Linked DNA regions of Homo sapiens: region 1 is linked to region 2. The links are chromatin contacts, found by Hi-C or POLR2A ChIA-PET in ENCODE. All regions are on one chromosome and are shown on one strand. The core of a region is the stretch at or near the end of the contact, and the rest is flanking DNA. Distances in the headings are between cores, read along the strand shown.

Evidence for each region. Hi-C counts contacts between places; a loop is a spot of excess contacts on that map. ChIA-PET counts read pairs that join two places held with the same protein, here RNA polymerase II (POLR2A). Pooled maps may share reads with other maps.
Region 1: a loop to region 2 is called in a pooled map, with 5 times the contacts of the local background. The contact joins the promoter of TBCD here to the promoter of SLC16A3 in region 2. A Hi-C loop is called at or near these places in 1 of 37 single-sample maps with no recorded cell type and 6 of 50 pooled maps. POLR2A ChIA-PET finds 5 or more read pairs at or near these places in 2 of 52 experiments (BJ and H1).

Annotation. Positions count from the first base shown.
Region 1 is chr17:82,750,680-82,755,956 of GRCh38, reverse strand. TBCD (tubulin folding cofactor D) reads right to left here and starts at 3,892. Exons shown (of 39, transcript NM_005993.5): 1 at 3,580-3,892. The coding sequence starts at 3,763. It overlaps FN3K (fructosamine 3 kinase), which reads right to left. Exons shown (of 6, transcript NM_022158.4): 6 at 4,761-5,277. The coding sequence ends at 5,202. RefSeq lists an enhancer at 690-984 and silencers at 3,331-3,650, 4,341-4,700.
Region 2 is chr17:82,226,269-82,231,323 of GRCh38, reverse strand. It overlaps SLC16A3 (solute carrier family 16 member 3), which reads right to left and starts at 2,282. Exons shown (of 5, transcript NM_004207.4): 1 at 2,218-2,282. RefSeq lists silencers at 1,817-1,866, 1,877-2,036, 2,157-2,476, 2,637-2,776, 2,827-2,906 and 2 more.

The DNA.
Region 1 (5,277 bases), core at 2,643-5,142, 520 kb before region 2:
GTGGCCCAGCCTCGTGCAGTTTACTTGCTTGGCACACTGTTCCTCTTTTCCCACTGCCTCGATACTCTTCCTAACAGAGTCTCCTCCTCGCCTCTTCCTTCCTTCACTCTCTCCTGCCTCTGCCAGCCGTTAAGGGCCAAGCTCAACTCTGTCCTTGTGAGACACACATCCCTGGCACTCCTCTCACACTCCCCTGCCAAACATGCCTGTAAACTAAAAACAAAATTCTAAGCCCCCTAGCCATCTAACAGACCCCTCCTCTTGGCCAAGGGCATTCCAAACTTAACCTGAAAAACTAGTTCAGGCCTCATGATATTAAGGGATTGTGGGGAGTGGTCCACATAGGCCTCATTATACCCTCCTCTCGTTGGAATTCAGGCACAGCTGATCAGTATTAGCATTAAAACCGATCTTAAGTAGCAATAAGACACCAAATTCCAGCCTGACTCTAGTACAGCATCACATGACAGACAGCAGGCCCTGAAAGAAATCAAAATATTTTTCCCTAAAATATATTTGACATATTTTGAAATGGTTCTGCTAAGTTGTCTCTTGCTGGGAAAAGCTACATTCTGTAGAGAATCCCTTCCTTTTCTAGGTCTTTTCCCTGATCCAAGAGAAAATTAACTAAGTCTGGTACCTTTTTAGTCTGATGAAAAGCATTTACAATCTATTCTCTCTGAAACCAGCTAACTGGAACCTTCATCTGCATAAGAAAAACCTTGGTCTCCACAATTTATCTTAACCTAGACAATCCCTTCTATGGATTCCAGGTCTTCAGATAAACTCTTTCAACCAATCACCAATCGTGAAATATTTGAATCCACCAATGCCCTGGACGCCCTCCCACCCAAGATGTCCCGCCTTCCCTGACGAGACCAATGTACATCTTACAGGTATTGATTGATGTCTCACGTCTCCCTAAAACGTGTAAAACTAAGCTGTAGCCCGACTTCCTTGGGGACATGTGACCTCCTGAGGCTGCCTCACGGGCACACCCTTAACCTTCTAAACTGATTGAGACTCGTCTCAGATACTTTTTGGTTGACATATCCAGGCACTGCTCCCTTCCACACAGCTGCCAGCTCTTCACAACCTCCCAGACCCTGAACCACCGCTTTCTCCTCCTCTCAGCAGCTGAAACTGCTTCTGTCCAATCCGGCAGCTCCCACCTCCACATCTGAACACACCCACTGCTTCCCAGCAAAACTGCCTTTGCAAAAGTGATCTGTGAGGAAATTATGGCAATGGGGCAGATCTGATCCAGGCAACCCCCTCATGCCTTTAGTCTTCAAGCTGCCAAGCTACCTCTGGGAGACATTTAATTTATAGTTTAAATGCTAAGAGCCCTTCCCCAAAACTCAACTGCCTTTGTAAAGTTAATGAGAGGCCACCAGGCTAGGAGGAGGAGAGGAGCCTGAATTCCGCTAAGGCGTAACCTAATTGCCAGCCATTATTCTTGAGATCACAAGACATGCGAGTTCCCCAGTTACTCCTGCAGACCATGTCACTATTGCAGAACCTGAGACTGGCCTTTAAAGATATCTTTTCAGATTGTTTCCATGTCTGACACCTACACTAGGATCCACGGACCCATGATAGCTCCACCTGGACCCGCCCACTGCTCCTGGGGCCCCACGCAGACGCGATTCAGCACATCACGGAGGATCATTTCCGACTCCCCTATGATTGTATACCCCTAACCAATCAGCCACCCCCACCCTTTCCCCCAGATTACCTCTAAAAAACCCTGGCCCTCAAATTCTCAGGGAGACTGATCTGAGTAATAATAAAACTCCAGCCGGGCGTGGTGGCTCACTTTGGGAGGCTGAGGCGGGTGGATCACGAGGTCAGGAGATCGAGACCATCCTGGCTAACACGATGAAACCCGTCACTACTAATAATACGAAAAATTAGGTGGGCGTGGTGGCGCGCACCTGTAGTCCCAGCTACTCGGGAGGCTGAGGCAGGAGAATCACTTGAACCTGGGAGGTGGAGGTTGTGGAGGTTGCAGTGAGCTGAGATCTCATCACTGCACTCCACCCTGGGGGACAAAGTGAGACTCCGCCTCAAAAAAAAAAAAAAAAACCTCTAGTCTAGTCTCCCTTTCAACCGGCTCTGCGTGAACTAAATCTTCTCCATGGCAACTCCCCTGCCCTGACAAATCAACTCTATCTGGGCAGCCCGCAGAAAGAACCCACTGGGGCCGAGCGCAGTGGCTCACACCTGTAATCTCAACACTTTGGGAGGCTGAGTCGGGCGACCACTTGAGGTCAGGAGTTTGAGACCAGCCTGACCAACATGGTGAAACCCCCTCTACTAAAAATACAAAATTAGCCGGGCGTGGTGGCGCGCGCCTGTAGCCCCAGCTACTCGGGAGGCTAAGACAGGAGAATAGCTTGAACCTGAGAGGTTGAGGTTGCAGTGAGCCAAGATCGCACCACTGCACTGCACTCCAGCCTGGGCAACAGAGCAAGACTTCGTATCAAAAAAAAAAAAAAAAAAAAAAGGAAGAAGCCATTGGGCTGTTACACCAGGAACAAAAAATCTGGCTTCACTGGTCCCTGGATGAGGGTCCCTCACCCTCAGAACAGTTCTGCACGAGAGGCATCGTTATCCGCCCCAGCTTACACCCGAAGAAACAGGCAATCAAGTATCAGGTCCAAGCGACAGGGCCAGAATTCACAGGCAGGAGGATCTGACGCCGAACCCGCACTCCTCCCACAAGGCCCCCCACCCTGCCTGACTCCTAAAATCAAAGCGCTGTCATTCTAAAATGAGGAAGGCCAAATAATGCAAAAGTTCTTCTTACTCAAAGGGTCTACAAAGATGATTTTACTGAATTACAAAACCCCATGTAACTACTTAGCTATGAGCTCCTAAGGACTTGTTTGGAAATAACCCATTATAGACAGCGGTAAAGGTGGGTCTGAACTCGGAGAATTTAGACTCATCGAATGGCCTCCACAGGGGTACCTACACCCCACCCCGCCTGCAGAGGCACGGACCCGGCCAGCCCGCTCTGTCCACGGCGTCCACGGAACGGACAGGCTGCTGCCCTCCCCACCCGAGGCGCGCTTTGTTTGCAGCAGGTTTGTTCCCTGCGTCCCCCTCTCTCATTCCCTATCTCCCTGTCCACACAACATTCACAGAAACCGCGCTCGGTGGAGGCAAGCCTGGGAGTCCACACTGCAGGGCTGACCAGCTGTCCGGAGGGGTCTGGCCCGAGTCTCCCCAGCCCAGGGACCTCCTCCAGTGACGGAGACGGGGGACGGAGGGCTTCTGCACCCCGCCTCCCGGGGAGGCCGCAGAGGCTTCACCCCGTGCGAGAGCAGGCGCTCCGCGGGCCACGGTCCCCCCAAGGGAGGCGCGCGTCTGCCCCGTGCACCTAACGCCGCGCCGGGGTGGCCCTCTCCCGCCTAGGAAGGCCGCGCCCCACCACGGCCCGCGGGACCGCGCACCGGCAGCCCTCGCAGAGCGGCCGGCGCCGCCGGGCTGCGGTCCCCGCCCGGTAAAGTGCACTCAGCGCGCCGAACCCGGGCCGGGGGAGGAAGCGGGCACGCGGCGCCGCCCACGCACCGCGGAACCGCTCCAGGGCCACCTCGCGCTCCGCGCCGCCGCCGTGCACCTCCCGCAGGCGGCCCAGCAGCGCCCGGGTCTCCGCGCTCTCGCCGAACGCTTCCAGCGCCGCGCCAAAGGCCAGTGTCTCGTCCTCCGCCTCCTCCTCGGGGCCGCCCGCGGCCGGTTCGTCGCTCAGGGCCATCTCGGCAGCCTGGGGACCGCGCCCCCGCCTCACGTGTTCGCAGATCCCACTCCGCTAGAGCGCGAAAGCCAGGGATGAAGGATGAGGGATGAAAAGGAGGCGCCCGCTAAGGCGGCAACCGACGCTGGCCCCGCCCCGCGACCTCCGACCCCACTCGCCGGCCTCGCTACGGAACGCGTCGGCCGCCAAAATACCGCGCGCGGGACGGCGCGTGCACTTGAGGACGCGAGCGGGCACGGGTCCCAAAGGCTCTGGAAGAGCGCGCCGTGGACCCCACAGGGCGCGAGCGGAGCCGGGACCGCTCAGCGGGGCCTGAGCACGCGGTGGGCGGGGCAGGACAGGAGGTGGGGCCTGAGACGCGGTGGGCCGGGCTGCGGGGTGAGGCCGCCGCCGGAGGACAGCGGGGCGGAGCCTGAGCAGGCGGTGTGCGGGGGGGCGGGGCTTCGGGATGGGGCCGGGGGCCGCCAGGGCGGGGCTTGAGCACGCGATAGGGGGCGGGGCTGCGCGCAACGGGGGCGGGGCCCGGGCACGCGTGGGTGGGAGGGGCAGGGCTTGCGGTGGGGCCGGAGACAGCGGGGCGGAGCCACAACACGCCGGGGGGCGGGGCGGGGGCGGGGCGGGGGCGGGTGGGACCGGGGGACCGCGGAGCGGGGCGGAGCCTCAGCATGCGTGGACGGGGAGGGGCGGGGCCTGAGCACGCAGTCGGGGGCGCGAGGCGAGCCCCGGGACCCACCCCTCAGAGCCAACCGCCCTGACACTTATTCGCGCCACGCTGGGACCCGCGCGGATCACACGGGCCCCGCGCCGAGTGGTGGCGCGCCCCAGAGCGGGAGCGGGAGCGGGGCCCGGAGGCCGCGGTGGGCGCTGCGCCGACTTTGGCCTTGGCTACCGGGTCCGCGTGCGTTTCCCCTGAATCGCCGCAAAAACGTCCGTGCACAGCTCGCCGTGCGTCTGGCCCTGAAAGCAGCCCCACGAGCGGAGGAACGAGGCGCAGGACGCCAGCCGAGACCCGCTGCGGGCTTTATTGGTCCCCAGGATCTGGGAGGGGTCGGGGGAAGGGGGACAGGGACAGGGGGGACGGGGACGGGGGACGGGGACGGGGGGACGGCGATGGGAGACGGGGATGGAGGATGGGGACGGGGGAACGGAGACGGGGACGGGGCAGGGGGGACGGGGACGGAGATGGGGGACGGGGATGGGGGGTCGGGGACAGGGGGATTGGTATGTGGACAGGGGGACAGGGGGACGGGGGACAGGGATGGAGGGACGGGGACGGGGGGACGGGGACAGGAGGATGGGGGGACGGGGGGATGGAGACGGAGGGACGGGGAGACGGGAACAGGGGGACAGGGACGGGGGCACAGGGACGGGGGACGGGGGGACAGGGACGGGGAGACGGAGACGGGGACGGGGACAGGGGAAGGGAGGGCAGGGGCCGCTACTTGAGCAGCCTTCGCATGGTGCCCAAGGAAGGGCTCCTGTACTCCCGCCCGAAGTGGTTCCAGTGGTTCAGG
Region 2 (5,055 bases), core at 1,033-3,532:
TCGCCAGGAGAGGCCCCTCCTCGGCGCAATCCCCGCCCGGGCCGGAGGGACGGCTGGAGGGCGCCTGCGGGTTCCGGCTTCCCGGCTCTGCGGGCGGGGGTCGGCGCGGGTGGTCGAGGCTGGGCGGGGCCCACCCGGGGGAGGGGGAGGGAAGGATGCTCCGCCCGGCCCCGCCCCGCCAGCCGCGGGACGTGGGGGACGTGACCGCGCCATGGGAGGAGCCCCCGTATTGCCCGCAGTAGGCGCCCTACTGGACGCTACCGTAATTGCCGGCGCGCGGGTCCACCGGGGTCAGCGGAGCCCGGGAGCCGCGCCAGGCGTCGGGGCCTCGAAGCCACAGGGCGGGGCCGACTCCACTTGCTGCAGAGGTGGGACCAGTGGGCGCGGCTCGGGACTCGGGGGCGTCGACTCGTGAACTGCGGGTCTCGGAGCAGGAGCCCGGCGGTTCGGTTCCGTTGCGTGCGGCTGCCCGGCGTGGCCCATTTCACAGATGGGCCTGACTCGGGCAGGTGACGCTAGGAGGACGCCCTGAGCTCTGTCTGCTCCCGCCCCGCCCCTGCCCCAGGGCCCGGGCACCTCCAATGGCTCTGCGCCACTGCCCGGAAGGCCCCCGCTGGGGCCCAGAGTGTGGCCCACATTTGGCACCTCACTGGAGGGAGCGGCACAGGCCCTTCTGTCCCACGTGGCCAGGTCACCCCAGGACCCACCGCTGAGCCAGCCGAGCCTGGCATAAGGGTCACTGCAGGCCAGTAGGGGGGACCCGTCCGGCCTGACGGCTGGGCTGGGATCCATAGAGCCCTCTGGTAGCTGCCCCTCCAAAGTAAAGTGCCCCGCTCCAGTCAGTGGGGTCTGGCCTGATCGTGCAGGCCACATGGCTTTCTGGGTGGCCTGGATGGCGGGCCCTGCCCAAGGTCACATGGGGTCGTTACCAAGCCTGCCTTGAGACCAGGCCTCCAGGTGCCCACCCCAGACTCTGTCCACACCATGGGGCCCTGGGGGACAGACGCTGCACGTGCCACGGCAGAGCCCCCATGCACTCAAAGCCTCTCTGGGGGCAGACACCCCCCCACGGCCTCCTAGCACCTCCTCAGTTCCTTCCCTCCATGAGGGAGTCGAGCCCAGCCGCCTCCACACCACGCTGGCGGAATAGACCCTCCTTCAGCAGGGTCAGGCCAGCACCCACCTGACTTCCAGGCCTGTGCAGTGAAGCTGGGACCTTGGACTCCCCGGCCCCAACAGACACAAGACCTCCCACCCTTGTGCTCAGCATGGACAAGCCCCTGGGCCTTGGGGTGGGCCAACTGCCATTTCCCGCCCAGCAGGCCTGACTCTGGCCATCACCAGGAGAGGGACCCTTTCAGCCCATGCCTCTGGGACAGAGAGGAGGACAGCCGCCCCTCGGCTCCCCCCATCGTCCCTCACCGACTCCAGCCACCCCTGGAGGCCCCGGCCAGAGCTAAGGGCTTCCCTTCCACTCTGCGGCTCCTGTCTCTTGACTGGCCCAACACCCAGGGAGGCTCCTGACCAACCCACTTTTCGTATAGGGAAACTGAGGCGTGGGTTAGGAAGTGGGAGGCTACCAAAGGCTGCGCCTGGTTTTCCCACGAGCTGGGGGCCAGGGGTGGAGGTAGGGCGAACCCAGGGAGCCCAGCCTGGCTCTGGAGAGGGTCCCCCACTTCCCTGCACGGTCTCGGGCTGTTAGTCATTGCCCAAGGGCGGGTGTGGGTCGGGGAGTGTTCAGGGTGTTGCGAACAGGGGAAAGCGCCACGGCCCGAGCGCAAGTGCTCCCCACTCCCTCGGGGAGGCCACCCATACAGGGAGGGCTGCAGCAGCCCCACCAAATATAGCCCGCGCCCCCCGCCACCGCGGACCGAGCTATTTATACCCGGACCGGGCTTGGCCGCCGGCGCAGCCATCTCCTGGCCCGAGCCCAGCCCCTGAGGGCAGCCCGACGGGTGGGCGCCGGGCCGGACCGGGGGAGACGAGACTGGGCAGCCAGGTATGCGAGGGCGCGGAGGGGCGCGGCTGGCTCTCGGGAGCCCTCGGTGGGGCCCGCTCGGGGTCGAGAAGGCTAGTCCATGCCCCGGGCGCCCCCGGACCTGATGGACAAAGTGGGCGGGGTGGGGGTGAGAGCGCGGACCCCGAGGTCGCCCCCTTGCCCGGCACGGGGGAGCTCCTGGGCCCCGGCCCGCGCGCGAGCATCGCGGCCGCGCCTACCTGCCGCCGCTGGGCCGCCTCAGCCCGCCTCTCGCCGCCTCTCGCCGCCTCTGCCCGCCTCTGCCGGTCCGCTCCGCGCCGGGGGCGACTTTAAGTGCTCGGGTCGCTGGCGCGGCACGTCCCCCGCGCACGTCACCGCCTGGCGCCGCCCCTGCGCGCCCCGCCCGGACCCCGCGCCGCCTCCGGACGGGCTCCCGGGCCGCAGCTCCCCGACGGCGCGTCCCGCAACCCCGCCGGGCCCAGGGACCCCCCCAACCGGAACCGGCCCCGTCGGCGCCCCCGGCCCGGAGCTGGCCCGCCCCCTCTGCTCCTCGGGACTGGGTCTTCCCGGCCTCGCCTCCCCCGGAGTCCAGGCTCGCTTCGCCCCTCCGCCCCGCCGTCCCTCCGTTTCCCCGCCTCGGAGCGCAGCGCGGCAGGTCCCAACGTCCTCCAGGGCAGCGACCCCTCGCCCCCCAACGCCGGGGCCCCTTTGGTGGGGAGGTGCGCGCGGGTCCCGTGGGGTTCCGGCCGCCTGGCTCAGCTCCGGGGCCCACATCCTCCCTCTCTGAGGCCACGTCCGACCTGTCCCCCTTCAGACCTCCGCTTCCTCTCCGGTCCCGGTGCGGACGGCGGCTCTTCCTGGCTAGGGGAGCGGCCCGCGGCCTGCGCTGCCTGGATGTGGGGCACGGCCTCGCCCTCCCTGAACTTCCGTTTCCCCAGGTGGCTCCGCGCCCTGCGGGGCCCTACAAAGCCACCGACTCCAGCCCTGCGCCCCTGCCCCGCCCCTCTCGCGGCCCAGAACCCGACGCGGAGGCCGGGGCGGCTCCCACCTTCGGGGAGGCGAGGGCTGCCCACCCGCTGGACCTCGTGAGGTGCTTCTCCCAGCCTGTTTTCTCTCATTTGCAACATGGAAATAACGGGCCGCTTTGGGTGCTGAGGTTTGAGGTGGCTCCAGGGAGTAAGGCCTTTGTTGGCCTGGACCAAGGAGTCTAGTTGTCAGGGCCACCCTGCCAGGGCCACAGGAATGCTTTAACTGGCCCCTCCCGGACCCGGGGGCTTCGGGGACCGAGGCACTGGTAAGCCCGTGCCTTCACACACAAAGGAGGCAGGGGGTATCAATGGAGGACCCCTCCAGAGGGCAAGGGGAGGCCACCCCTGACAGTGAGGCCGTGTGGGCCTTGGCTCTCCATCTGCAGCCCAGCCTTGCGGGACATCAGGTCCAGTAAGGCCGCCTGTTCTTTCTATGTAATGTTACAAGCCCACCCTCCCGCTGGCATTCACAGAGGCTGGGTCTGGCCCTCACCCCTACCTGGGGCCCAACCACCCCCATCCCCAAACATCAAGATGAGGGCACGTGCCTGTGAGCAGAACACAGGCCTGTGGCAAGTGGTGAGGGGGCCTCCAACTTCACAGATGAAGACTCTACTTAGTTGGCCCGTGCTGCTCCCGCCCAGGGCAGGTGGTGCTCCCGCCCAGGGCAGGTGGTGCTCCCGCCCAGGGCAGGTGGTGCTCCCGCCCAGGGCAGGTGGTGCTCCCGCCCAGGGCAGGTGGTGCTCCCATCTTCCTGCACCAGGCGATTCATCAGTTTCTGAGGAGGGAGAGCAGCAGAGGGGTGCGAGGCACCGTGGACAGCTGCGGGAATGGGTCCCCTATGGGGTATTGCCTGCCGGGGAGGCGAGGGTACCGTGCTCCCCATCCCAGATTGTTGAGTCACCAGGCCTGCCAGCTGGGCTTGGGGCCCCCACTGAAGCCACCGAGACACCTTCCACATCTGCCTACAGCTTGGCCCTGATCCCTGAACCCTGAACCCCCACCGTAGAGCAGCAACAGGGGGAGGGAGACAGAGCCAGAGAGCCTGGGACCTCACTGCCCCCTCCTGCCTCCTGAAGGACAAAGGGGCGCCCCTGCCAGGGCCAGGTTTTCTCCCAGCTGGGAAGACGCCCAGTCATCCCTCCAGGGGTCCCAGGGAGCACCTGTGGTTTGGTTCTGACCCCCAGGCCTGGCCCCCTCTTAGGCATGGCTTCCCCTGGGTGTGGGCCCCAGGACTGTCCACCCAGAGCTGGGGTGGAGCCTCCCTGCCCTCAGAGGGGAGGGGAGCAGGCAGGCCAGTCAGCACTGGCTCCCAGCAGAGAGGTCAAGTCTGTGGGCTTTGACTGGGGGGACTGGAAGACCACAGAGTGGTCACAGTGATGTGATGGCTGCTGGGGGCTGGGGCTGGGGGCCTGCCAGGTTGTTACCCAGAGGAAACAGGCAGCGCAGCTATCAAGCAGGCCACTTGGGACAGCTCACCCGGAGCCTGGACAGAACAGGACGCTGTGGGGTGGGGCCAGAGCCTCCGAGACCCTGGGCCCCTCTCCGAGGATTCTGGCACTCCGGTAGCATGAGGTACCCCTGACCTCCAAGTGCTCAGCTTTTAGAAAGGCCCAGCAGTTGGTGGCGGGGGGCATTCCAGGCCTGGCACCAGGGCCCAGGTGGCCAGGCTCCATCTGACACAGGGCTCCAGGGGCACCTGGGCACGGAATACCACTTTGGTTTCGGGTAAGATGCCTTCTGGGGGTCATGCCCCTCCCTCAACAACCCTGGATGTGTCAGAGACAGCGATGGTGCAGGGGAGAGGCACTTCTGGCCATGGTGCGATCCCCTGGCCCGCTGGGGGTCTGGAGCTGCGGGAAGGGGTGGGAAAGGCCACGTGTGTCCGCATCTCTGCACCCCACTCTGGGTGGTGTTGGGAGCACCCACCCCACACCTGGCTCCAACGCTTGCTCCCCCACAGTGGCCCTGGGTCAGACCCCAGGCCCAGGCCGCCCTTTTCTGCAGGAAAGGAGGTGGGGGTGTGGACAGGTGGCACCATCCCTGGCC